Regions from separate parts of the Homo sapiens genome. Here all the other regions are linked to region 6. A link is a loop called in an ENCODE intact Hi-C map of the cell type or tissue named here. Cell type or tissue: PC-3. All regions are shown on one strand. Region 1 overlaps NALCN (sodium leak channel, non-selective). Region 2 overlaps FGF14 (fibroblast growth factor 14). Region 3 overlaps NALCN (sodium leak channel, non-selective). Region 4 overlaps ITGBL1 (integrin subunit beta like 1). Region 5 overlaps NALCN (sodium leak channel, non-selective). Region 6 holds the start of ITGBL1 (integrin subunit beta like 1). Region 7 overlaps ITGBL1 (integrin subunit beta like 1).

Region 1 (4,000 bases), 200 kb after region 6:
TGTGGGAGGAAACTTTGAGAGGTGGTGGATATGTCAATGGCATTGATGGTAATGGTTTCACAGGGGTACACTTATTCCCAAGTTCATCACATTGGTACATTACATGAATGCAGCTTTTAACATGTCATTCATTCTTTTTTTTTTTTTTTTTTTTTTTGAGACAGAGTCTCGCTCTGTCGCCCAGGCTGGAGTGCAGTGGCGGGATCTCGGCTCACTGCAAGCTCCGCCTCCCGGGTTCACGCCATTCTCCTGCCTCAGCCTCCCAAGTAGCTGGGACTACAGGCGCCCGCCACTACGCCCGGCTAATTTTTTGTATTTTTAGTAGAGACGGGGTTTCACCGTTTTAGCCGGGATGGTCTCGATCTCCTGACCTCGTGATCCGCCCGCCTCGGCCTCCCAAAGTGCTGGGATTACAGGCGTGAGCCACCGCGCCCGGCCACATGTCATTCATTCTTAACAAAGCGGCAAATCAGTTAACCAGCTAAAAACTAACTTGAAATCCTGGAAAAATAAATAAATAAATAAACTAGGTAGTGGTGATTTTGTTGACTTAAACAACCAGATAGACCCCATCAGTGTACTCTTGAACTACTTAAGCATTCTGAATTTGTTCCACTCTAGGTTTTGGGGTTTTTTTGTTGTTGTTTTTGTCTCCTTTTTTTTTTTTTTTTTTTTTTGAGACAGTCCCACTCTGTTGCTCAGGCTAGAGTGCAGTGGCACCATCTCGGCTCCCTGCAACCTCTGCCTCCCAAGTTCCAGTGGTTCTCTTGCCTTAGCATCCCAAGAAGCTGGGATAACAGGCACACCCAGCTAATTTTTGTATTTCTAGTAGAGATGGGGTTTCGCCATGTTAGCCAGGCTGGTCTCAAACTCCTGGGCTCGAGCGATCCATCCATCTTGACCTCCCAGAGTGCTGGAATTACAGGCGTGAGCCATCACTCCTGGCCGTTCCACTCTGTTTTTGATTTTGTGTGTTTGACTTTCCCCAAGTATGTTTCGTTTTTATTCAGATTACATTGCCATTTCTCTTTGTATCAGAAACTTATACATGAGACAAAGTGATTTGTTTCAAATGAATGTGAAAAAGTCACTTTAATTAAACTTACTTTTTCATAATATATTCTATTTTTATAAAGTTTATAAAGATGTCTTGAGTTTAGGCCAGGGTTTGGCAAACTCTTTCTTGCAGACCCAGATAGTAAACATTTTGCCTTTTGTAGACCACCCTCTCTCTGTCTCAACTACTCAACTCTGAAATTGTACAAAAGTGAGTGTGTCTCAGAATGGTTGTTTTCCAATAAAACTTTATTTACAAAAATGGATCTTGGTTTAAGCTATAGAAACAGAGAGCAATGTCAAATAATTGAATATTGGATTATATTCAATTATTTAAAATACAAATAAATAATAACATTTTGTGTTAAAGTCAAATATTTTAATACTGACAACAATAAAGCTATGATTTTTGGGGGGCCCATTATGTTCTAAGTGCTTTAAAAGAATTCATTGTCTCATTTAATTCTCAAAATAGTTATAATAACAGCAATTCAAGTTTATAGACTATAATGATGCAGTATGTAAGGCAATAGCATTATGTAATATTTTGAAAAGTTTATTTTAAAAATGGATCACAACAGGTCATGAGCTTTTAAAGAAGTTATTTTTTAAGTTCCCACATATTCCAGAATAAATTATTTAGAAAATCTAAAATAAAGCACTTTACCCATTAAGAGCCAACTCACAGTCTAAAAATCACCCTTTAAGAATAAATTAAGATACTTAGCTTCTGTTGTGAAGCTGGGGACTTGTTTTGTTACTTTGGATTAATTAACCTACATTTAGAATTAGTTAAGAAACAGGAAACAGTTTACCTCTTTTGTAGCCTATGCATAAACAGAAAAAGGTAAAGTTTATTTTCCTCTGTAAGAATTTTAACTTTTCATTGTGATCTAAGAGAATATATTATTATTGCACATTAAATCATATGTTATAATGAACATGATTACATTTTAAAATATATATTATTTTCTTAAGAAATAAAATATAAGCAATATTTTTCTTATTATTATATGAATGTATTTGTATCCATTAGACTGTACATTTAACAAAATTTATCAGCACAGCACAGGAGATTAAAAGCTTTATCTTCTTTTATCTCAATTCTTCTTTTGAGAAACTCACAAACAGATGGGAGAGATACAACAAGGAAGGCAACGGACCTACAGAGAGGCCCAAAGTTAGCTCTGTGTCACCCCCTAGCATTATCCCCAGCTATGTTCTCTGATTTCCTCTAGACCTATCTGAATGGGGAGCTCAATCCTCTTCCACCTCCTGGTGTTAAGTATTAATGAGGACAGTCATGTTTTCCAATGAAGCCAGAGGGGAGAAAGAAGTCCTAGGACTCTGTGCTACATACCCCACAGTAAATTAACTAGAACTCCTCTTACCCTCAACTCTGTCTATCCCTCCTACCCAGCCTACTCCCATATCTCCCCAACTTGTCATCAGCCAGGCAGGCTCTTCCCCTGCTACTCATGCACAGCAATTCCACTCCACCCCCAGACTTGCATCTTCACTTGCTTTTTGTTCAGCAAAACAAAAAGCTCTGCTATTAAGAGGATCTAGATTCCTCAGAAAAGAAAGTATCATCTATTACTTAAGCCCTCTTAGTCCCCCACAGGAAATATTTATTTTAAATACATTCAGAGTTTCTCTGCAAAGATTTCACATGGATATAAAATTTTTCATCTCATTTCAATTATAAAGTCAGAGAACAGAGAGGAAGAAGGGCCTAGTATCCTTTCTTACATGGCAGTTGTGCTTGGTGATGGGGAATCAGAGGTAAATAAAGTAAATAAGATATGGCCATCGATGTGTGACTCTAAGGACCTCTTTCTACTCTTAGAAGCTATAGTTCTGTGAGATTATCTGGTGTAATCTTGAGTGAGGTGTATACCTAAAATTTGTGGCAATAACATGATTTATCAAAGAAATTTTAGTGACTCTACAAGAAGAAATTAAGAACAATTTCCAAGTCAGTGTTTGTCTCAACACATCATATCCATATGAGCAGTTTTAGTTATTAAATCCGTGTTTCCAATAGATCTAAAAATCATTCTCTATTGTGGTAGACTAAATATGTATTAAGTTGTCTTGTCGGAGGGAATGAGTCATAAACTGCCAAGGTGCTAGTTCGCTGAGAGAAGTTACAGCTTGAGAGAATGTTGTTTCTAAAACAGATTATTGATGAAGCAAAACGTGCTGAGACTAAATTAATTTTACACAAATAAGATTTGGGCAGGATTAGACTTATTTATGTCAGATACCTATGATGTCAGAAGCAACCATTAGCCTTTGTGTATTAATATGATTATTTTGCAGGATTCTTTTTCTATGGTTATTTTTCCTTCTTTTTGAAATTTCTATCCTTTGAAAATCTGTGACTTTCTTTTATTTCCTTCTTAATTAGAAAGTATTTCATAAATTCAACACATAGAGAAAATATTATAACCAATATTTGTGTGTCCGTCACCCAGATTTTTAAAAAATTAATAGTTTTTCATGTTTGGGTCAGGTTTTTCAATCAGAAATAAAACATCATTAGTAGAGTAGAAGATCCCTGTGTACCACTTCTTGATCTCCTCCTTCTCCCTAATCCACAGAGAACTATATTCATCATATCAATGCATGCTTTATAATAGTATGAAGTATTAAGGTGCCACTTTTTCAATCCTCATTATATTTGGGAAATTGATTCATGTCGATTGAAGCATGAATTTATTTGTTCTGCATGTAAGGGCAATGGGTATTTCAATTGCTTCCAACTTTTTGCTGTTGAAAACAATACTTCAGTAAACATTGTCATTAGAATTTCTGTGCCACATTTGGGAGAGCTCTTTCTAAATATATACCTAGACTTAAAATTGTGAATTTGTCAGATATGCTCACTTTCAACTTTGCTAAATATTGTTAAATTGAACTTCAAAGTGCTTGTGTCAAT
Region 2 (4,000 bases), 300 kb before region 6:
GAGAAGTGCCATAGAGAACATTGCCTCCTCCCTCTTAATTTTACAGCTGAGCAAACTGAAGCCCAAAAGATTAAGTTATTTTCCCAGGAGTCACATCAGTAAGAAGGTCATATGTAAAATTAAAATAGGTGAGACAGTTATTCATTGAATGATGTGAACCTGTCTTTCCAACCTAGGGATCAGATGTTAAGAATCGTAACAATGGGTCGGAAGGGTAATGGGCACTCAGAGAATCTGTATGAATCCCAGGCAACCAAGCTACTATGGGAGAGAAGAGAAATAGCCCAGCCAGATACAGTCTGCATGGGCTGCACCACTGGCCCCACCTCCGCTAACTGCTTATTGCCCACTGATGCGTTATGATCTTTAGCCATCCTGATCACTCTTGGATTCATCACTGCATTCTCTACTCCATCCCAGGTTCCCTAATACATGTACATATATATGTGCCTCACCCCCTCAAGATTCAGACTCCCAGTTGAGAGCATCTCATTGGCCACATGACATCATCTACGGTTCCCTAATTGCTGGGGTTAGTGGAAGGGGACAGAAAAGTTAGGGATAGGCTCTTACCTCTCACCTGTCTTGTGACTCTACCCAAATCAACGTGTGTTTGGATGCAGAATTGTCAAAATGACAATACTCACGATAACTCTGTGCAGTAGTAGCTCTGTTCTGCACTTGACTCAGAAAGCAGTCATAGTCAGAGCTCTGGCATGCTCTAAACCAAGATTTGGTTGGAAATTTGATCTCTCATGGAAAAGGTGCTTTTGTTATTGTTGTTTTCTCATGGAAGAAGCAACCAAACATCTGTTGAATCTTTAAGTCAGATTGTCTCAAAGCATGTTGGAAACAACACCTACATCAGAATCATCTAGGGTGCTTATTAGAGCAGATACCTCATCCCTCAACCCAGAACTGCTGATTTGAAATTCATGGGGCCCAGATACAAATGCACACTGAATTGTGAGGACTGCTGATCTATACTCAGTCACTACATATGTTCCTGTAGGATGTTACATCCTTTCATGGACTTTTTCGATTTGTTGCCAACCACATAGAGAACTAGAAAGTTAGGTCAAGAAATAAGAGAAAGTATTAGGTTTAGATTTCTGGGTGCCAAGCAAGCCCTGCAATTATTTAGTTATTGTGTCTTTATGGTTACTGTATCTTTATTGTTACTAGGTCCACATAGTTACCATGTTATGCTCTACAAGGGCAGAAGAGTAAAATATATTAAGCTACTAGCAAGTGCTCATCATACTCACACTGAAGGAATTTGCTAGCAAAAGCCATATTTGCATTCTAACTTGGTGCAGTGATTTACAAAGTGTGGTCCCTAGACAAACAGCATCAGCATCACCTGGGAACTTGTTAGAAATGCAAACTCGCTCCTACTCTGTCCCCAGACTTACATTTTAACTAGCTTTCTGGGTGATTCTGATGCATGCTAAAGTTAGAACTGCTGCTCTCAGCTTCCATTTCCTTGTCTGAATAAAACAATGATAATTGATCCTTCATAGTTTTTCTTTAGATTATTTTCTGTTGTCATTATAAAACTAAGATAATGTACAAAAAGGCACTTAGTTCAAGGTAAGTGTTCAATAAATAGTAAGCATATTATTGAGCTTATATTTAATTTACAAACACTGCTCTTATTTTCTAATTGTTTAACTTCAAGAGAATCCACAGGTTGCCTACAATATAAGCAGTCATGTTAGATGTTTTATATATATAAGTTCTAAATGGGATGCAGAAGTTCTAAAATTGTGATACTTAACCAGGAAAATGGCAGATTTTTATTCTTCCATTTTAGAAATTAGGACCAGGCTACTTACTTTTCTACTGTCATTTAAATCCACTTTAAGGTATTCACAATGACTTTAACATGACATTAATAAGCTTAGTGGGTCTTTGAATTTCTTAATCCCAGTTTCCTGGGGCTAAATACAATAATCTGTATCTCTTCATCTTTGACACGCTGATAAAAATCCCTGAACCTGGATTTGCATTTGGTTTTCAAAATCAATCATTTTGCTATTCAAAGGCAAGGCAATTGAGTGAGGTTTGAGATTGAAATACATATCAACCCCACTAGAGGGTGACCTTTATCTAAATCAGGGTGCATATAAAGTAAGGGCATCTTCTGTAGCCATCTCATAAAATTGGATTGTATAACTGTTTACTCAAGGTGAAGGAGAGGCTGAGAAGTGATTCTTACATGAATAATTAATAACTTTCAATTTCTAAATAATCTATTAGTCTTGTGGGAATATTTAAAACCAAGCTATTGCAAATTTCTCAGTTTGTATTTTAGGATAAAATTCCTTATTAATAAATTCAGCTCTGAATTTTAAAATTATCTGCTTCAATTCCAATTCAAAATATATTCCCCCCTTTTCTCCCAAAAGACACACACAACTAAACATATGAGAAAATAGAACCCCAAATTTGTTTCATAAAAACAAGCAAACAAAAGGCTATAGGACTTTGTTAAGTTTTATATGGTGATTTAGAAATAAGACAAACATATTCTCTAGATACCAAAGGAGAAAAAGAAAATCCAAATGTTCACATAGTAATTAGAGAGCTCAGTTTAGGTCAACCTTAAGAAATTAATGTTGAACACCATATTTGGTTTATCTTTTATAGTTCAGATTTAGAAAGTAAAACATTTGTGTTATAACTCCTCTGCTAAAATCTCTCGGTTTGATATCAGAGTTCAATGTTATTCTTAAAACCACCTCAATAAATATTTTTTTGTAGTACTTAAAATTTCAACTCAAAATTTGCAACACTATGAATACAAGTAATATTTATGTATTCTGAGCACTTTTTATACTAACTTAATTTTTTAAAATTTGATCTTTAATAATTATTGACAGAAAAAATCTGGGCTCAGGATAGTGCCAATTGTATGAAAATATGTAGATTCAACTGTTATTTGCTTCTTTTCTAGGACAGTTTTTTGTTTGTTTGTTTGTTTGTTTTTTGTTTTTTTGGTGGTGGAGGAAGGAGTCTTGCTCTGTCACCCAGGCTGGAGTGCAGTGGCACGATCTCAGCTCATGGCAACCTCCGCCTCCTGGATTCAAGCAGTTCTCCTGCCTCAGCCTCCCCAGTAGCTGGGATTACAGGCATGTGCCACCGCACCCGGCTAATTTTTGTATTTTTAGTAGAGACGGGGTTTCACCATGTTGGCCAGGATGATCTCAATCTCCTGACCTCGTGATCCGCCCACCTCAGCCTCCCAAAGTGCTGGGATTACAGGCGTGAGCCACCGTGCCTGGCTTTAAGACTATTTTAAAGAGTGTTTCTAGAACACTGAATGGTTATCTTACAAATAAAAAAAACAACTAAACTCATGCAAAACAAGACTACGGCAATTAAACTTGGATTCTCAGGTACAAATGACTTTCATTTTTATCTACCTCTACAAGCCAGAAAAATAGCATATTATAAAAATGCATTTCTATTAAAACACAAAGAAAGGTTTTATGTGGCATGAATTAGTCTAAAATAAATTTTTAACTTTAATCTAAGTTCATAAGGAGATATTAACTTTGGAAAAAGGTAAGTCTTTGAAGGATGGGTGGCTTTATCATTATTGTATTTTTGAAGGAAGGTTGCAGTCTGAATTGAAACCTTTCTTCCAAGAAAATTCAGCCTGCTGTGCTCTCGTACTAAAATAGTATCTGTAACAATGGCATATGATTTTTATATAGAATTGGGAAGAGCTACACTAATAACTTTTACAATCTCTCTTGTTCATGTATTATTTACCTGAGAATAGCTACTCCTGTCTTTAAGATTAGGTACTTTTTCCATTAATTAAAAAACTCCCATTTTAAAACTATAGAAGACGTTCTTGAAAAGTGTATGTGGGTTGAGAATAAGCATATACTCTTATCACTAACCCAGCCTAAAGCTGACATGGGGCTAAACTTTCCTTTGCAAATTAGAGTTGAAAGAGAAAAAATGCAATTCAATTACTTCATGAGGA
Region 3 (4,000 bases), 240 kb after region 6:
TAGATCCTTGAGGAATCGCCACACTGTCTTCCACAATGATTGAACTAGTTTACAGTCCCACCAACAGTGTAAAAGTGTTCCTATTTCTCTATATGCCTCCAGCACCTGTTGTTTCCTGACTTTTTAATGATCGCCATTCTAACTGGTGTGAGATGGCATCTCATTGTGGTTTTGATTTGCATTTCTCTGATGGCCAGTGATGATGAGCATTTTTTCATGTGTCTTTTGGCTGCATAAATGTCTTCTTTTGAGAAGTGTCTGTTCATATCCTTCGCCCACTTTTTGAAGGAGTTGTTTGATTTTTTCTTGTAAATTTAAGTTCTTTGTAGATTCTGGATATTAGCCCTTTGTCAGATGGGTAGATTGTAAAAATTTTCTCTCATTCTGTAGGTTGCCTGTTCACTCTGATGGTAGTTTCTTTTGCTGTGCAGAGGCTCTTTAGCTTAATTAGATCCCATTTGTCTATTTTGGCTCCTGTTGCCATTGCGTTGGGTGTTTTACTCATGAAGTCCTTGCCCATGCCTATATCCTGAATGGTATTGCCTAGATTTTCTTCTAGGGTTTTTATGGTTTTAGGTCTAACATTTAAGTTTTTAATCCATCTTGAATTAATTTTTGTATAAGGTGTAAGGAAGGGATCCAGTTTCAGCTTTCTACATATGGCTAGCCAGTTTTCCCAGCACCATTTATTAAATAGGGAATCCTTTCCCCATTTCTTGTTTTTGTCAGGTTTGTCAAAGATCAGATGGTTGTAGATGTGTGGTATTATTTCTGAGGGCTCTGTTCTATTCCATTGGTCTATATCTCTGTTTTGGTACCAGTACCATGCTGTTTTGGTTACTGTAGCCTTATAGTATAGTTTGAAGTCAGGTAGCGTGATGCCTCCAGCTTTGTTCTTTTGGCTTAGGATTGTCTTGGCAATGCGGGCTCTTTTTTGGTTCCATATGAACTTTAAAGTAGTTTTTTCCAATTCTGTGAAGAAAGTCATTGGTAGCTTGATGGCGATGGCATTGAATCTATAAATTACCTTGGGCAGTATGGCCATTTTCATGGTATTGATCCTTCCTATCAGATGGATAAGACTTCAGATGGATAGACTTTTTAAAATGAGCATGATCTAGGGCAGGCCATCCCAGTGTTTGCCTTTACTGTCCGCAGCCTCACAGTCTTTTGCCTTTGTTTGCATTGAGGATATTGTGTCCTCTTTGAATGTCATAGCCTCAGCTTTACCCTCCCTCAGTCTGCCACACCACTGAAAATCATCTTTCACAAAATATCTGATATACCCATTTATGATGAAGATAAATAAATCATGTTCTTGGTTTTTCATTCATAATTCTATCAACATTCTTTATGCAACACAGCTAGGAAGCATACCGACATGAACAAATGTACTCACTGCCCTCTTTAACTATAGCATTGTCAAGAACCCAAGGAAGGACTGAAACAACTCATCCCATAGTAGAACACATAAGAAAGATCTCAAGTAAGCCAAAGGTGACATATGCTACAATAGATGTACTCAGTTCTAAAGTAATAGCAAAGACATTTGGGAGAGTATTTTAAAATTCTGGGAATTTACTGTGTGCCTAGCACTTCCAAATATCAGCTCATTTAATGAGAGAAAAATATTGCTTCCAGAGAAGGAGGTGTGCAGAGCTTTATAAAGATTTGTCTTTAGGGGTGAATATAATTTCAACAGGTAGAGATTTGGGTCATGGCATTAGATGAAGGCATTCCATATAAGAAAAACCAAATGAGTAAATTAGAGACATGGAGAATCACAGGCATGGAGGGACATATGACCAAAGGATGGCAGTAGCAATGGGAAACCAGACATGGAGGGTCTTCAGTGGTTGGAACTGTGACACAAGGGAGCTTTTGAAGATTTTTACTTTATTTTTTTTAATTTTTTTTTTCTTGGAGAATAGCAGAAGAGCTATTTTGAGGAAAGTTACACTGGAAGAAATGTTATTTCTATGAGGAGGTATTTTCATTGAACAAAATTCATTTTTATTGATGAAAGACAAGAATTTATGATCAGTTGATAAATTTCAGGCATCTTTGGAGATATTTTATATTTTTTTCTGTGAGGCTGTTACTGTGTCAAATCTTTCACAGTTTCATAAAATTGAGTCTCATCTGAAGCTTTAGGCCAGATTGTTATCCATGGTTGAGCATGACTCTGCAATAGAAACTAACAATTTGGCTTATTTTAAAGTGATACCATGAGATATATATATATATATATAGTTTATTGTCATTGTCTCCCCCCCCAAAAAAAACTGTAAAATTAATTTTCATTATTTCCTTTCTACTATAACATTAGGGTTTTTTTTTCCTTGCTCCTGTTGGAATTTATTTTTGTGGTGACTCATCTGTGGCATAATGATGAAATGATAAAATAATATCCTGTGTACTTCCTTTTAGAGGATGAATCACATAAAATTGGCCATCTTTTCCTGCTGTTGTATATTAATATCATTGGTCCACTGAACTGCAATGATCAGAATTATGACTTTCCTTGAATAAAGCATCCTGTTTCCTACCCCTAACCCTAGAAGAGTACTCTTTCAGGGAGAACCTATTTTTGCAGCTCATCTTATTTTGGTAGTTTTTCACCAATCATCTTATTTGCAATTTCCCAACTATTTAATTGCCATCTTACATTAATATTATTTTAATAATCAGACTGTTCCATTGTTCAAATTTTAAAAATAAATGAAAGTCATTAATGAAAAGTATTGTCTCATTCCATTATAATGAGCTTCCTCAAGTATGTTTTCAGTGATGAAAACATGACCGTGTTATTAAATATTTTGTGGATTCTTGCCTACAAAAAGAGGACAGTTCATACATTTGTGTCTGTATGCCTTTTAGCTCTACTGCATAAAGAATGTCGGTGGAATTTTGAACAACAAAACAGGCACATGATTTATGTAGTCTTGCCTACAAAAAATACAGTCTGTAGTGAGACTCTATTGTCAGTCTCTCATGGCTACCCACAATTTCCTATCAATAAAACAGGATAATAATACATAACTTAGAGGATTGGTAGGAAGATTAAAGGAAGTAACAGGTGCAAAGTAGTTAGCACTGCGCCTGCCATGTAAACAGGCACTTAACAAGTAGTAGCAGTTGTCCTTCTTAAATGCATGGAAAGCCCATGTCTTAGCATGGCATGCTGAATTCCTAGCAGCACTGAGGTAGCCCAGCATCCAAGGGTAAATGACTGGAGAATTAATGGAATGGTGGGCACTCAGTTTTCTGTGTTGTATAGAAAGTTTAAAACTTTAAAAATAGTCCCCAATTCCAGTTTAGGAGATTATTTTTAATCAGTCTTTTGCGACTTTCCAGACAAATGCAAAAGGTAAAAAAAAATCATATTACAGAAAAATAAGACAAACCGACAAGTTATTTCCAGACGCGGAAATAGCTTATCATTAACTATTACATATACGGAACTAAACAGAGACCATTCACCCAATGATATGTATATTCATTCTTTCTCTTGGGTATACCCTTCTTGGATGTAACACCCAGAGTCTTAGTGTGCCAGAAGACTAAAATGCCTACTTCTGCAGAGGACTGTCTCTAACATTTTTTCTAGGAATCAATGTTGAAATCTTAATTTCCAGGAAGCATGATGGGATAAAGCATAATGTGTGTACGTGTGTGAGCATGCATCTGGCTGAGCACATGTGCATGCAGATGGGGGTGGGGAAGGAGAGAGGGACCCCCTCTAAGCAAATGGAAGCTAATGGGCTGCATCCTATAATCTTAAATTGTGCAATACAAAAGGAAAAGCAGAGCAGGTGGGACCAGATGCAGAAAGAACCTTAGTAGCTAGTTTAGATGGAGGTCTGCAGTATTGCTGCTGTGGCTTTTGCTGTTGCTTCTTTGTGTTGTTATTTTAGTTTTCAGAATTCCGGAGAAAAAGGCAACAGGCAAAAGATAAAAATCCTGCCTCAATCCAACAGAAATGTACTTGCTAAATTCC
Region 4 (4,000 bases), 60 kb before region 6:
GCTTGTTAATTCAAAGACTTCTAAGAGGAACATAATACAGTTAGCTTTTGGGCTATGATAATATCCAGTCACTATCAAAATTGGTTGTTGCATTTTTTCTACCTTTTCTTTTGCTTGTGCATATTTTTAAAATGCAGTCAATTACTAGTTGCGATATTGTGGATTTCCTTGAGCAGAAATTGAATGCAAATGCCTGGTGAACATTATCAGATCAAAATCCCACTGAATCATCAGGACAAACTGGACTGGATTTGTTACTATGTGATTCTGAATAAAACTATTCAAATTTCCAAAATAGATTGTATACAAAGATAGTTTTATAACCGCATTTCATTTAGACATGATAATCTAACCCTAGAGATTAGAGTGCTTTTTAATCACAATTGTCTCATGAAAAGAAAGCAAAGGATGGGACAGAGGAGGATTTAAACAAAGAAAGCCTGCTTTCAGAAAAACCGTTTTAAAAACACATATCAAAACATAATTCAAAACACTGCTTTAAAACTATTTCAATAAATACAAGGTGCACCAAAATTAGCTCATTTTTATTCTCTTTTTCTAAAGAAAAAGTACAATCAATAATTCTCAGACCAGAATAACATAATGGATAAAAAAAGGGGAACAGATTGTTTTATTTTCTTCTGCAACACAACATTGCAGTCTCACAGTCAAAAAGACAGCATCTAGGTGTGGGTGTATAATTGAGTTAGTTAATCAGGCCTTCCATGTTGCTATCCTCTTTGATGCACATTTAAGTGCAGAAATATAAGTAATGTGTTCTAGAAGAAAAGCAATTGAAAAAGGTAGAATGGTTAAATGCCATTTTCGGTTACTGATGATAAATGAATTGTAATTTTTAAAGTACATCGCAGAGAAGATCAATCTGATGACTCATATGAAATGTTTCACCTAGATTCAAAGAGTTCCTAAAGAAACTTCAAAGTCTGTTCCGCTGTCAATTACAACAGTTTCACTATTGGCTAACCCTACCCTCTACTGCACAGCAGAAATATGTCTGCATACATAAATACTTTGGTCAGCACCTGGTCAGTACAAAACCAAACAAATTACCATCAATGAAAGAAAAAGAAAAAAAAATGGCAGATACCTTTGCTGCTTCTAAAACCCTGAGAGGTATCCCAGCATGTCTCAGTAACTGCAAATGGTTCTCGGCTAACACAACCCAACAAGAACTAGTGGAAAGACTCACCAACGAAGCAATTCTTTGTTTTTCTCCAATGGAACTATTTCTTACTACCAACACACACTTAAAGAAACCCTACCATCTTGTTGTCTAAAGTTTTGTGTACCATCAAAATGCTGGGCTAAAAAAAAAAATACCCGGGGTTTTAATAGAGGATTATTTATATAGCTAGCTTGTGATAAAAAATTGTACTCCTATGACTAGAATCAGTTGTATTTTACATCATTCATATGTAAATAATGGATTTACATCCAGATTTACTAACATTAATATTTAAAATGTGGAATCACCAATTAAGTATTATAAGTCTTATCATAACCTCCCAAAACAAAGACAAAACCAAACATAATTTCATAACTTTATTTTAATGAAAGTGTTGAGTATCCCAAATTGGTTCATTGTAAGTATTTTATATAAGAACACAATGGGTTTGGAACACTTTCACTCTAGAGAGAACTATATCATAAATTCCTATAATATTTTCTATTTGATGGTGAACTTTATGTTAGTTGCACTTTGTATTTTCATACTTAGATGGAAGGAATATGGGAGCCCTCTGGTGGCCAATATTAAAGTGCTTATTAGTACAACCCAAATTCCCCTAGCCTGGGACCTCAGGAGCAAAGGTGGATAGAAGGAATGGAAGGCATCTAAGTTGGAATAAGTGAGGGTACACACATACCACACCCATGTGTATTCCAGTTTTTAAGGCAGTATATTTAGTGGTCATTTCAGGTTCAAGGTTAAACTTTCATATATGAGGGATAACAAAGAAATTGAAATTCAGACAATAAATAGATGTGATGTTGACAACAGCTAGGGGGAGAAATATGGAAATTTCATAATATTAACAGATACGGTTATTAATAGATACAATTAATTTGTTTTTATATTTCTCATCATTTGTAGAGTAGCTTGTTAATATCTCTCACTACACAAATGACATTAAAGAAGAAATGAGAGACTTTAGGAAATAAATTAGCTCCTAAAACTGATTCCTAACCAAAAAAAATAATAATAATTTGATGTCATTCATGAAACAGCACCTTTGTGACTTAGAAGTGTTTATGCACTTCTAAAGTGATTAGTTTTTTCCAAGGGAGATAATTATTCCCTCTAAAGTACTAAGTCATGGCAATTTCAGTGATGAAACTTAGCAAATTTTTAACAGATGTTAACATTCTGACTGCTTTCAAACTGCAAGTTTCCCTTTATCTTCCATCAAGCAACCAAATTATATCTAACTATTAAATTAGCATACACCAGCCAACACACTTCTTCATACAATGCAAGAATATGGGGACGTTTAGGATAGAATATTTAGGATATAGTTATTTTGTCTCACTTTAGAATGTGTCTTCATTTATAGGTCATCAAATGGAAACACAGAACATGTGTTTGTGTTTACAGATGTGTTAACTATCACAATTGCCACAATAATGCAAAAGATATTAAATTTAGGGCATTAACTTTATATGATGAAATTCACATTGAATAAACAAACACTATATAAATATTTATTTAAATATGCACTTCATTCTCAGTTATTGCAGAAAAATAAAAATAATTATACATTACTAAGTTGTTCTTTGAGATCAGGAGTATCACATGTATGATATTTTCCAAGATCACTTAAATCTAGAATATTGGTGCAAAATAATTACTGCAGATGTGAATAATACATCCTCGTTAACAATTCATTACTTGTTGGTCAATTTCAGAACTTGATTTCATGGGGTCAATGGTTCTTCATTAATTTGAAGTATAATAATTACTGACCATTTTAAAGGCTTTAGACTTAGAAGTGCAAGAGCATTATAAAGGCAGAGGAATTCTAGCCATAAGTAATTTTGATTAATGAAAATGATTTTAAGGAGTATATAATTTCTCTTTTAAAATTATAACATTCTCTTAAAGACATAATACGTTGGATAAAATTTTTGGTATTTTGTCTTCCAATGATCATCATGATCAACAACAAAATTTTGGCACCATGTAATAATTTTCTTAAATTTCAGTGTACACAGGAATCACTTGGGAGGCTTATTGGATCCCCAAGCTCCATACCCAGTAATTCTCATTTAGTCTTACTGGTCTTACTGTGTACCTGCCTTATGCCATAAGCAGTTGCACACCTACCCAGACTCATCAATATCACCTTCACAGTATAACTCACATCTGTCACACCTGAGAGGCATTTGTTACATACTATGGGGGCAACACTTTTTCATTTTTATTTTTAAATATCCCTCTTCACACTCTCTGGAATATCAGGCAAGTCCTAGGTTCCACTGAAGAAAAAGGAATTATACAAACCCATTACTCATAGAGGGTTCCTTAGGGGTGTGTGCCATAGTACTGTACACTCAAAGGCTGTTCCTTTAGAAGTTCTCATCGATAATGCCTAAATAGGTGGACCCATAGTTCTTGCAAGTTAAAGTTGTTGACAAAATGCTTGCCAAATGAAAGAATGCAAGATTTTTAGCAAAGAAAGAAGCCCCAGACAAAACGATTCACCAGCACAAACAAAAGAATTTCCTGCCACACAAATGGGCAGGACACCAAACCACTGCTATGTCCTGGTACAGGAAACACCCAAGCAATCTTTATAATTTATTCTGTTATAATATATTCTGAATCCCAGCTTCAAAGAATGAGGCACAGATGCAGGACCTGGGGGAGGCTTTAGCATGCAGATTGACTTAAGGGAAGGTAATTATAGATAAGAATCCACATACCTCAGAACATTCAGAACAGAAAAGACATCTTCCAGTCAAAGAATAACTACATTTCCTT
Region 5 (4,000 bases), 310 kb after region 6:
GACAAGTATTTTTCTACTAGTTGTATCAACTTTTAGAAAACAAGACTCTTCCTGGTAAATCTCTTTACTCGTGTGTGGAATCATTTTTCTAACTGTGTACCTCTCACAGAGATGCTACTACTTTTTGTTTTGTGTCTTTGGGAGCTAATTCCTTACCATTGTCATCATCATAACCATGGAACTGTTGAGAACGTGCCATTTTGCACACATTACTGCGTTGAGCACTCCAGTTAGGAAGGGAGGAAGGCAACGAACAGCAGTGACTCCTTCTCCAAATAAGATTACCATCTAAGACAGAAAAACCAAAGGCTACCCACAAAATCAAATCAGACTTACAAATGGCTAAGGTAAATGTTTATGTTACACAAAACAAAAACATAAGAGCGATTTCTGCAGCCTAATAAGAAAACCAGAAATCAGGATGTATAATCTCATCATGAGCTCACAACCAATAGGATAGTTGAGTCATCCATCATATTGAAATGGGAATGTTTCCCCAAAAAGAAGCCCTCCTGTTCTCCTTAGCCAATTTGTATTTCCACATATAGGAGGGATGCATTGCCATCTCTCTTCCTGTTTTAAAAGCTCTCTTGGCCTCTAATTCTTATCTTTCCATAATTCCTAAAACAAATTATAGAGTAAAACCATACCCAACAAGGAGGTAAATGAGTGGATGATTTTTGAAACCCACCCCCCAAATCCCTCCAAAAAGGCAGCCTGAATTACATGTACTCTTTGAAAGGCATCAGTGTTAAAAGATGCAGTTTGGGAAGCCGGGACAGAAGACAGGGCAGACGTGGGGAAGGGTGTTCCACTCTGCAGAAGGTCCTGGAGAAGGGGAGAGGTAAACAGAAGTAAAGAGGGACTCCAAGAGACGTCGGCACTGGGAGAGAAAAAGAGAGCATAGGAAAGTATAGCATGAATTCTGGAAGCCACAGTCCACCTTTGTAGTATCTTAGTTCAGCCTTGTTCCAGTTTATGATGTTAAACCTGAGCTTCCCTGAAACTCAATTTGTAGAAATATAAATATACACTCTTAAATAAATCCATTTGATTGTCATTCCTCACAAAGATATCATATGGCATTTAAGTTCGTCGTGTCCAAGCATGTTTGCAGCCAAATGGAAAACTCGCTGCATGGACCAAATGTGGTATTTGTGTTTTGAGCTTTTCTGTTTTAATCTGCTAGGCGACATAACCAATTTTCCTGCCATTGTCTCTCTTTACAAATGCTACTACTTAGTATGATTCTGTAGTTAATTTTTTTTAAATTTTTCATGGTTTTTAAAAATTTTTAATTCTAGCGTTAGGCATGTGTAAACAAATTTTATTGTTTAAATATGCAAGTAATAGTAAACCATTAAAAATGTCTGAGATGAAAAGAGACTTGTCTTTGGGAATAAAATGACATAAAGTTTTCCTTGAATTTTTTTCTGGTTTAGTTTTTTTGTTGTTAAGTTTTGTTTTTGTTTTTTCTGTTAACTCAAAAGTTTTAGCTCATAGAGCAATTTATGGCGGGCAAGAGAGGTATACTTGGTAGGCCTTTGCTGCCATCTACTGGCATTTCATGTAATTACTTATTGCTTCCATTCTAAAACTAATTTTGTGTAACGTATATAATAGTATTATAGGTTCCCCCTTTTTTTCTTCTTTCCAATTTTTCTTTAGTTAAAGCAAAGTGAAGCAAATGCGGACACCAAAGAAAAGCTCCCTTTACGCCTGCGAATCTTTGAAAAATTTCCAAACAGACCTCAAATGGTGAAAATCTCAAAGCTTCCTTCAGATTTTACAGTTCCTAAAATCAGGTACCAAAATACTTCTTTAATTGCATATTTCACATATATTGTAAAAGATTCATCATCTTAAATCTGATTTAACCCTTCTTTTAAGTATATGTGGGTTGGGTTTCTTTCTATTTTATTGTCATCTTTCTACTACCTCTACCTCTATTTAAAATAAATAAATAAATAAACAACTTTGACTCTTTTAAGCAATGTATTCACAGAAGAGTCACTTTATAACTGCAGTAGCCTAAGCAAGAAGGCTGCTTCCCATCGCTTCTCTCTGGGATGACTCCTCGGGAATGGGACATCCCAGGAAACTGGAGAAGCTGCTCAGTGTTGCAGGGATGGCAGGTAGACATCAATCTCAGACCCCAACCGTATGAGACTAAAATTGCCTCTGTGGCCCTTTTATTTTCAAGCAAACAGGGAAACCACAGCTGGCCCAGTTTGTGTACTACTACAGTGTTTATGGAGCCTACCATGTCAGGTTACCATATATAATTTGCCTTCCACTTTTTAAAAGAAGAACCGTGGCGTTTTTCCACTCATACTGATTTGATTTTCTACCACGTTTGCCCTCCAGTTAAGCAAATGCATAAAAGATGCTTTAAACACCTATTTTTAATAATAAAAGGAAATTCTTCTAGTTATAGCTCAAGAAATTACAAACAGAATTACAGTAATATGTTACTAGCTTTAAAAATAATTCTGTGGGGGGTTATAAAAGTATGAGACTATATATGGTGCCATAATATTTAAAATTCGGGTAGAAATATATTTGCATTTCTAATTTTAAAAAACAAAATTAATTGAATTTGGTAATTTGAAGAGACGTTACTTGAATTTTCGTTATGCTTTGAAGATCAGATGAACGCACTTGCTTTTGAGTCTTAAAATGTAAAATTCTCTCTTAGTCATTCTTATGATAAATGGACATTTAGAGAGAGCAACTAATTCTTCCAAGTCTTAGAGGGGGAAAAAAAGTGTTTTATTACCACAATAAGATTCAAAAAACTGGGCTGGGTGCGGTGGCTCACACCTGTAATCCCAGCACTTTGGGAGGCCGAACCGGGCAGATCACCTGAGGTCGGGAGTTCGAGACCAGCCTGACCAACATGGAGAAATCCCATCTCTAGTAAAAATACAAAATTAGCTGGGCGTGGTGGCGCATGCCTGTAATCCCAGCTACTCTGGAGGCTGAGGCAGGAGAATTGCTTAAACTCGGGAGGCGGAGGTTGTGGTGAGCTGAGATTGCACCATTGCACTCCAGCCTGGGCAACAAGAGTGAAACTCCGTCTCAAAAAAAAAAAAGATTCAAAAAACTACCATCGGTTACTGAGTAATATTGCTTGAAAGTTATTTCAAGGATATTGCTTTTTAAGCAGGAGTCACTGAGTTTCAGGAAGCTGTTGCTAATGAAATATTTTAGTCATGATCTAGTTTTCTATGATCTTTTATCACTGCTTTATCTTTGCTCAAGCAAACTCATCATTGCAAAATGCTGTCACTTGCTCCCTTCCACTAATAATGCCTGATGCACATATACTTCATTTGCAAAGGGAGAGTTTTATGAAGCAGTTTATTGACCGCCAGCAACAGGACACATGTTGCCTCCTGAGAAGCCTCCCGACCACCTCTTCCTCCTCCTGCGACCACTCCAAACGCTCAGCAATTGAGGACAACAAATACATCGACCAAAAAGTAAGATCTGCTGTTTCGAATAACCAGGCTTCTAAAAAGCATCTATGTTTGAGAAAAGAACCGCAGAGTTCTTTAGGGTCCTGGAATCCAATTTCTCAAGAGAATAATGAAAATAAAATGATTTCATTTGTAAAAGATATCATGAAACCTAACATTTTTTACTCTATGCATTGAAATTTTGCATTTGCCCGTGTAAGCTTTTGAGCTGCGCCACGTGGCAGCCATGCGACTTTGTAAACATCAAGAGCCTCCCAAATCTGCATTTTCTCAGGTGCGGAATAAAGGGCTGGGATCTCCAAGGCTCAGTCCAGGTGTAATGACCTGCCATCTCCTGCAAGTACAACTGCTTATGTCTACTTATTACATCAGAGAGGATACGAGAGCATGTTTCTCTAAAATCGGTCGAAAGAATTGCCATTTATTCAATGCTTAGTATGTGGCAGGAACTTAGGTGCAAGAGCTTATTCATGTTCTAGTTTACCTATTTCTTTATCATTTGAAAAGTAGAAGGGAAA
Region 6 (4,000 bases):
GATTCTGCTCAAGGCCCTGTAGAGTAAGTTTTGATGGGCATCAGTCAGCAAGATGAGAATAAAAAATGAACTTCATTATTCCATTCAGTATTAAAATAAAGAGAAGCATTTCATCTTCTACAGAAATGCATGCATAACCAAACAAAACCATGCTTGACTCAGTCCTGCATTTCGTATCAAGAAGGAAGGAATGCAGTGACTAAGATGCTATGAGTAAACAACATATCATTTTCTATGGGAGGGAAAAAGGAATGCTGTCTACCACAGCATTCCTTCTGCATAGTTTCTCGGAGAAAAGCACCAGCCTAGGTTCTTCAACAGGGAAAGTGAATCTGACGACACTCACAACTTTCACCAGTTAAAGGCTGCATCTTACCTCTTACTTCTCTAATAAAACAAGAGAAAAAGCCCTGGAAAATTTGTTCAAAATTCATGATATTGAAGAGGGCTTGCCAGAGGCCATAGGTCAGAGAAGCCAAGTAACAGTCAAATTTGGAATGAAATATTAGGCGGTAACTTAGCTTTCATTCCAAAGGGCTACCCTTAATTATACTGCGGTTTGTAGGACTGCGAAGTTAAATAACAAGTTGTGGCATCCAATATTTTAATTTTATTTATTAATTTATTTATTGAGATGAAGTCTCGCTCTGTTGCCCAGGCTGGAGTGCAGTGGCATGATCTTGGCTCTCTGCAACCTCTGCCTCCCAGGTTCAAGCAATTCTGCCTCGGCCTCCCAAGTAGCTGGGATTACAGGCACATGCCACGACGCCCAGCTAATTTTTGTATTTTTAGTAGAGACTGGGTTTCAGCAAGTTGGCGAGGCTGGTCTTGAACTCCTGACCTCAAGTGATTCACCTGCCTCGGCCTCCCAAAGTGCTGGGATTACAGGTGTGAGCCACCCCACCCAGCATTCAGTATTTTTAAAGAGTTGATCCACAGCCTTCACAGGGAAAACAAATCAAGTAGATGCACCTGCGCCCCTCCAAATTTCTTCTATGACTATTTTTTGCATTGCCAAGCAGCCTGCATATTAAGTAACTTATACACTACTGGGCCCAGGTTCCGAGAAAAAAATATTTTGCTATAAACTCATTCTTGATCTTTCTATGTTAGTGTTGGCTGTCTTATTATTCTTAGCTACATTGAGGGTAAAATAAGTGGCTGGTTTTTCCTACAAATTTGCCAAACCCTGGCTGGAATGCATTGTGTTGTGCTTTCACTAATGGAGTTCTGTGTCACTCACAAGGCACTAATTGAGGCTCTTGGCCTTAAGTAAAACGACACAGGTAAAGAGGTTAAGGGTGTTCTCTGGGAAGGAATTTTTTGACCCTTTCCAATATCAGAACCTGAATCACTCCTTAAAAATGTGCAAGGGAAATGAATGTATTTTCACTCCACCCTCAGAAAATACCAAGTTTCATTGCAACTCAAAAATTCAAGCAGCTAGAACAATGCAAGAACAGTCATTCTAAGTAAATATGTGCCCGTTTACTTTTTTCCTTGTTACAGTTTTCTGATATGCACTCCTGCCTGTGAACTATATTCTAATAATGAGAGGGCAAATCAGGCTTCAAAGACAAAACCTGCCTCCCTAGAATGGAGGAAAATAATACATTCCCCCTCCCACTGTTTCCTATGTAAAATAAAATACAGGCCTAAGATCTACAAATATTATCATTAACATTCTTGATAGGGATAGGAGAACCCAGTAAAATAACTCCATTTGTGAGGACATTGGGGAATTTAGTCTATAATGAGGAACTTTAGAGGCAAGTGAGATTTTAGAATTAAGCAAATGACGGCCAGGTGCAGTGGCTCACGCCTGTAATCCCAACACTTTGGGAAGCTCAGGAGGGAGGATAGCTTGATTCCAGGAGTTGGGGGGGGGGGGGGGGACCAGCCAGGGCAACATAGCAAGATCCCAACTTTAAAAAATCATAATTACAATAAAATATATAATTAAGTGAATGAATTTTTAAAACTTTACTTCCATTCAAGTTCAGAGCCTGGGGGATAAAAGTGTTGTGATAAATGATGCCAGAATTAACTAGCCAAAGTGTGACAATCGCAGTAACTTAATTGGTGCTTATGTGAAGGGAGGCGTGTCCCCACCCTTCACTCTTCTAGGGAGTGGCAGAAATCCCAGAAGAGGAGTTTCGACCTCCCGAGGGAGGAGACAGCGCCGCCCTCTTACCTGCACAGGTGCTCCCGTCGTAGGTCTCGCACACCCACTCATGGCACTCACACAGGGGCCCGAAGAACATGCCCGGCTCAGTCACGTGGCAGATGCAGACGCCGCAGTCGCAGCGGCCCCGGCCGTGGCACAGCGCGGCCCCCGGGGGCTGCCCAGGTGCGCGGCAGCGTCGCTCCGACTCGGCCCGGGACAGCCTGCAGGCGGCGCCCGGCCAGCTCCTGCGCGGGCGACAAGCAACCGGCAGGCCGGGTCAGACGCGGACGCCGCCCCCTGCTCCGAACCCACGTTTCCTCCCCAGTGTCCCCTCCAGGTGCAGACGTACAACCCCAAGAACAGGACGCCTGAGGCCCACATCTCTCTGGGGTCCAAGCGCTGCCTGGAAGGGCTGTATTTTCCCAAGCAAACAGGTATCACCCACCAGAGAAATGACCAGGGCCCAAAATGTGTAATGGGTGACCTGCCCCCGGACACAGGTCCTTCCTCCAGGTGGACAGAGGTGAACTGCCCTGCTCTTTGGTAGTTTATCACTAAATCTTATATGCACATTTAGATTAAATACAAAGTAATCCAAGGTACGGCACTCAGCTGACTTTTCAGTTCTCCTTTAAAAAACGTCCCACTGCTATCTGATGGCCAATGGGCACTTATATTACAGAAGAGAAAACGTGAATCTATAGAAAGAGTTAGACATGCTATGATAGCATCGGGCATAATTTGCATTAAGCAGTCTTTAGGAACTCTACTTTTAAAAAGTTTAGTTTCACTATTGCAGTGTGCCTCACTCAGTCTCTTTCAGGATGATACAAAATGTAACACAGACCTCCTGTTGCTGCCCTTGGGAAACAGATCATTCTGCTTTACATGTTGTGAGAAGATACTGGTACACATAGCATTTTAACTCACAGCAGGAATTCCTCCTGATATGTATTTGCAGAAAAGAAAATTATATTTTTATTCAATGATTGCATTTTTCCAAAGGAAAAGCAAAAGGACAGACATGAGGCAATACACGCTGTAGATATAAGGAGAGGAAAAGGAACAGGTTGAAAACAGTTTATCCCTTGTCCAATTTAATAACAGCTCTTGGCTTAGGGCAGCCATCCTGCAAGCTTGAGCCCTGCCACATAAGCAGGGCAGGTCTGTACTGAAGAATAACAAACCAAACTTACCTCAGAGATGGCGAGAAGCTTTGAGGAACAGCTGACAACCCAGCAAAGAGAAGGGAGGACGCCAGCAGCAAGAAGTTCCTGAAGCCTGGGGGACGCATGCTGAGCTCCTGGGCTGCTCCGGGCGAGCTGCACTTCTGCAAGGTGGGGTTCACCGAGGGAGGCGGCAGGAGGGAGAGGTGCCACCAGCAGATGGCTGGGCAGACGGACCCACGGACACCCAGGCTTGCAGGTCCGGGGCTCCAGCCGGAGTTGCAATTGCGTTGATGAGCTGCCTGCGAGGATTTGGGCAGCGGCACTGCTCTGGGCGGGGTGCTGGTGCCAAACCCCTCAGTGGAGAGTCTAGGCAGGGAAGTAATTAGAAACAGTTGTACAAGCAGATGGTTTATTTTGACATTAAAAAAAAAAAAAGTGTCCTGTTCACAGATTTCAAGTACGGGCCACAGAAATATTTGACAAGAGAATATTTGGACTGGCCGATATTAAAGAAACCTTTAAAATAATCCCTGAGTTGTGGAGAAGGGTGAGGCCAGTGACAGTAGTGGGAACACTTGGGTAGGGAATTACTTTCACCACACGCTTTTAAAGTAGATGCACTCTTTGGAGTTTGGGTTGGGGCCGGGGCAAGGAAATCTGACAA
Region 7 (4,000 bases), 170 kb before region 6:
CGAAGTTCTACCATTTATTAGCCATGTGATCAGATCCAAGCCATTCCCTTAAGTTCTCCTTTCTCCCTGGGTAAAAGAGAAATCTACCGCATTTTAAAAATACATTATAGGGTTGATGAAAAATACATGTGCAGTCTTTAGAACAGTGTCTAACGCATCATTAAATGCTCAATAAAATTAGCCATTACTGGCCGGGTGCGGTGGCTCACGCCTGTAATCCCAGAACTTTGGGAGGCCGAGGTGGGTGGATCACCTGAGGTCAGGAGTTAAAGACAAGCCTGGCCAACGTGATGAAACCCCGTCTCTACTAAAAATACAAAAAATTAGCTGGGCATGATGGCAGGCTCCTGTATTCCCAGCTACTCAGGAGGCTAAAGCAGGAGAATCGCTTGAACCCAGGAGACAGAGGTTGCGGTGAGCCTAGATCGTGCAATTGTACTCCAGCCTGGGCAACAAGAGTGAAACTTCATCTCAAAAAAAAAAATTAGCCATTACTATTATTAGAAATAAAATACTGAGTGGGACCTGATGAGCCCTTGCAGTGCAGTGTAGTTACACAACTATCGAGCTACCACTGCAACCCTTAACCTACAGAAGAAGCAATATCATCCCTTGAATTCAAATTAAGTCTGTATATGATTTGTTCCTGGCCGGCTGAGTTTTCATTGGCAAAGCAAAGACATACGAAGGCTTAACTGGCAGGAATATAATGAATTTAGAATTTGAGCAGCTATATGGAGAATCCACCCATTTATAACTAAGAAGTTCCTCAACGGCTAAAGTCTGTGCCAAGAGTGTTTACTAAGTCAATCTGTACACAGCAGGGCTGCTGTCACTGGGCTTATTTCTGTCACTTTGTGACACCAGTGCTCCATCAGGCATGATGATTAAATCTACAACCTTTCATCTGGTAAAACAGGAAAGGTAATTTCAAGAGTTGCAATTGCATCACTGAATGTCTCTTGCTTTAAAAAATAAATATGCTGTCTTTGCCTCTGCATTTATCTACCGGCAGGGAACCATTATATACTGACAATGTTCTGTTTCAGAAGCATTATCTCTGAATAATTACCTGTTCCTTGTCTCCATGGAAAGCTGTACCGCAAAACCTCTTTTAATTTGGTATATGGCAGAATTCACAGATTGTATTTTATTACTATAAAAAAATACCTTTCTCCACCCCCTACGAAAATGAAGGTAAATGTTAGCCACGTCATGAATGATGCTGCAGTTTGGAACATTGCAGCCCCCTGATGGGGAGGTTCTCCTTCACCTTCCGGAAGCACTCATCAACAAAGGGAATCTGTGGGTGGCTCCAGCTGGTTGCAGGGACCAGAATTTGAAGGGAGAGGAAATCCCTGATGCTGGGCCTTCCTGCCTGATTCTCCAAATGGTGACAGGGATAAAATGCAGAGGGGTAGTGAGCGCTGTGTCAGGACTCGGCAAAGAGAAAGCACAGATGTTCACTGAGCTCTTCTCCCTTTCATTTTATTCTACCTCTGTTTTTCTTTTGGTCTCAATTCATGAGCAACCCCAGGTCAATCTGTATCCTGAGTCCTCACCTCCCTTCCATGGACAATTACTTCATTTCCTTTGGAATTACAGACTATTTTAAAATGCTTTCAGGTGAACACTTCAAGGCTCAGAGCAGGGAAAATAAAAGGAAGTGTAGTTATTGGGGCATAAAACATAAATGTTTATCTGGAGAGGAGTGGTTTGGAGGGAGCTGTGATTCAGGAAGTAACGGTGTTTGCTTTCGCTAAAGCAATAGTTTTCACATTTGCACAAGAACAGAAAGAAACCGGCAGAAACATTTCATTCCAAATGAAAGTATTAACAGATCCATGCTAAATAAAACATATGTAAGTGAATTTGCCCAGAGAAAGCAGTAGGTAGGGTAGGTAAAGCTCAACAAGCCCAGATTTCTTCTCACTCTCCAAAGCAACCTAGTAAACATCTAAGCATATCTCCAGGAATCCTGGTGGCTTTAGGTCATCCTGTACAAATCACTAAGCCACATGAATATAAGAGATTGTATACATTGTAAACTGGGTGGGGGGAGATGTTTAGCCAGTCTAATGGAATGCTTACAAAATTTGTTCTTTTAGCTGTTTTAAGCAATAGGGTTTTTAAAAATGGGATTTAAAACAGGGCCAGAAGGCCAAAAACAGGCCCAGAAGGCCAGAAGGTATACCCAAAAAAACTTTCATTCCTTTAAAATATTCTACAGTCAGACTACTTACCACACTGCCCTGATGATCTCACCTAATGTGAAGGAGAAAGGTCATTTGTTAATTGTCCACTTTTAAATCATGAGTCTCCCTTTAAATTTGTGCTCTGCGAAGGTTAAGTGTGATTACAACAGATTTCTTTACATCTTTGAACTACAGTGACTCACGGTGAACCCACTGCCTGTCCTCAGATGAAAGTCAACAGGAGATTTGAGTTATATAATTTTATAGAATCATCTTACCAGGAATCTGTATGGGAGCCATACATGAAGGAACAACTGTATTTATCAGCCTTTTATAAAAATAATGACATAATGCTTCTCCATGTGTAATGAGAAGTGTATGTATCTCATAACAAAATGACAATTGTATGTTAGATAATTGGGTAGGAATAAGAAACTAATTTCAGTACACAAAGATATGAAACTTGATTTTATTTCACAAACATTTTTATGACTTTTAGAGAAAAGTGTAGATAGTTTTATTACTGTGGGCCTTAAGAGGTAATCTCTGAACATTTTTTACAAGTTGTTGATTATATAGTTAACATTAGCTTACTCTGTCATGGGATCAAGCTAAATTATAAACCTCGGATTGCATTATCATATTAATATTTAATATTTTAAAATTTGTAGTAAATTATTTTTAAAGGGAAAGATCAAAACACACAATTTAAATAGAGAATAATATTTATCCTAGTTAACATTAACAAGCGTCAGTGATTTTCAAAAATCACGTTATTAACGAATTCAAATTGTTTATCTGCAAAATATAATCTAATCTCAATTAGAGAAAACAAGCATAAATAATGAAAAGTTCTCATATTATCTGCAATTGTCTTTGATATTAAGTCACAACTACAGGAAAACACACACACACACACACACACACACACATACATACCCCACACACACATCCCAGCCTCATTTCAGATTCAATTTTCTTTTCCCTTCCAGATCAGTGCTGGGGAACCTAGAACTAACTGAATACTAGGCTAGAGGCCTCGTATTAAATTAAATAAAGATTTTCTATTCATGGATCTCTAACTACATAAGAATCCATGTTTAGAACCAGTTCTGTAATTACTGGTACATGATCATTTATTTAAAAGAAAAAAACACTGGATCCATCTGTGCGCTCATGTAGTCATTTGTTTCACAGTCAATCATTATTCTTTATTCAGTCAAATGTTTGCTAGATTCTAGGTTTTAGAAATACAAAGAAAATCAACACTACTCATGGAGTCAGAGAGACCAACACCAACAAATAATTATAGTAAACGGCAAATACAAAACTAAAAGTGCGCACCGGTTTAGCTGGAATATGGAGGAAAATGTGATCACAGCTACATGTGAGGTTGCATTTTTTTCAGGCTTACAAGGTGTCAGTGGTTATTCTAGACAGAGAGAAGGGCAAAAGCAAGAACCTAGACTGAATTGGTATTGATGGAAATAGGAATGATTAAATTTATATAGACAGAGACGCTGGTGTTATTACTAGCTGTGTAGGGATAATCATGATACTACCATCATCATGAGGTTGATGAGATTATTAAATGACATAAGTCAAACATTTAGAACAGTGCCTAGAACTCTATAAGTACTCACTTAATGTTAACTACTATTATTCATTAAATCTTCCATCTAATATTAGAAGCCTTGTTTAAGAACAAAAGTTTAATCACATAGATGGATTTCTGGATACGGAGAAAGGTGAAGTCAATCAACACTCTGTGCAGGCAAAGGAAACACAATAAATAGAAATAGAAA

Evidence for each region. A loop is a pair of places that touch in the nucleus more often than their neighbours do. Peaks named below come from ENCODE experiments on the same cell type or tissue, not always from the same donor. Only the 100,000 strongest peaks of a DNase experiment are listed, where the experiment ranks them.
Region 1: it touches region 6 in a loop (3-fold over the local background); 2 of 110 quality-filtered maps call a loop at or near these places.
Region 2: it touches region 6 in a loop (4-fold over the local background); 3 of 110 quality-filtered maps call a loop at or near these places.
Region 3: it touches region 6 in a loop (8-fold over the local background); 5 of 110 quality-filtered maps call a loop at or near these places.
Region 4: it touches region 6 in a loop (4-fold over the local background); 4 of 110 quality-filtered maps call a loop at or near these places.
Region 5: it touches region 6 in a loop (7-fold over the local background); 11 of 110 quality-filtered maps call a loop at or near these places.
Region 7: a loop joins it to region 6, with 4 times the contacts of the local background. A loop is called at or near these places in 3 of 110 quality-filtered maps.

The regions. Positions count from the first base shown.
Region 1 is chr13:101,251,048-101,255,047 of GRCh38, reverse strand. The region is part of intron 11 of NALCN (sodium leak channel, non-selective); the gene reads left to right. Among named protein-coding and RNA genes, the nearest start is that of NALCN, 160 kb to the left of the region's middle. In PC-3, a CTCF peak has its summit at 2,243; no DNase peak of the experiment used is centred here.
Region 2 is chr13:101,755,742-101,759,741 of GRCh38, reverse strand. All of the region lies in intron 3 of FGF14 (fibroblast growth factor 14), which reads left to right. Among named protein-coding and RNA genes, the nearest start is that of FGF14, 160 kb to the left of the region's middle. In PC-3, a CTCF peak has its summit at 2,088 (motif pointing right); a DNase peak (open chromatin) is centred at 2,111.
Region 3 is chr13:101,209,903-101,213,902 of GRCh38, reverse strand. All of the region lies in intron 13 of NALCN (sodium leak channel, non-selective), which reads left to right. Among named protein-coding and RNA genes, the nearest start is that of NALCN, 200 kb to the left of the region's middle. In PC-3, no CTCF peak of the experiment used is centred here; a DNase peak (open chromatin) is centred at 2,432; H3K27ac peaks cover 2,074 bases.
Region 4 is chr13:101,512,672-101,516,671 of GRCh38, reverse strand. The region is part of intron 2 of ITGBL1 (integrin subunit beta like 1); the gene reads right to left. Among named protein-coding and RNA genes, the nearest start is that of ITGBL1, 62 kb to the right of the region's middle. In PC-3, a CTCF peak has its summit at 1,792 (motif pointing left); DNase peaks (open chromatin) are centred at 1,781 and 3,781; H3K27ac peaks cover 805 bases.
Region 5 is chr13:101,142,565-101,146,564 of GRCh38, reverse strand. NALCN (sodium leak channel, non-selective) reads left to right here. Exons shown (of 44, transcript NM_052867.4): 16 at 1,669-1,805; 17 at 3,344-3,485. Among named protein-coding and RNA genes, the nearest start is that of LINC00411, 200 kb to the right of the region's middle. In PC-3, a CTCF peak has its summit at 1,558 (motif pointing left); DNase peaks (open chromatin) are centred at 244 and 1,544; H3K4me3 peaks cover 529 bases; H3K27ac peaks cover 950 bases.
Region 6 is chr13:101,452,295-101,456,294 of GRCh38, reverse strand. ITGBL1 (integrin subunit beta like 1) reads right to left here and starts at 3,620. Exons shown (of 11, transcript NM_004791.3): 1 at 3,364-3,620; 2 at 2,195-2,412. The coding sequence starts at 3,461. RefSeq lists an enhancer at 3,538-4,000. In PC-3, CTCF peaks have their summits at 2,147 and 2,347 (motif pointing right); DNase peaks (open chromatin) are centred at 224, 1,394 and 2,194; H3K4me3 peaks cover 3,166 bases; H3K27ac peaks cover 4,000 bases.
Region 7 is chr13:101,622,043-101,626,042 of GRCh38, reverse strand. All of the region lies in intron 7 of ITGBL1 (integrin subunit beta like 1), which reads right to left. Among named protein-coding and RNA genes, the nearest start is that of ITGBL1, 170 kb to the right of the region's middle. In PC-3, no CTCF peak of the experiment used is centred here; a DNase peak (open chromatin) is centred at 2,402; H3K4me3 peaks cover 1,182 bases; H3K27ac peaks cover 1,843 bases.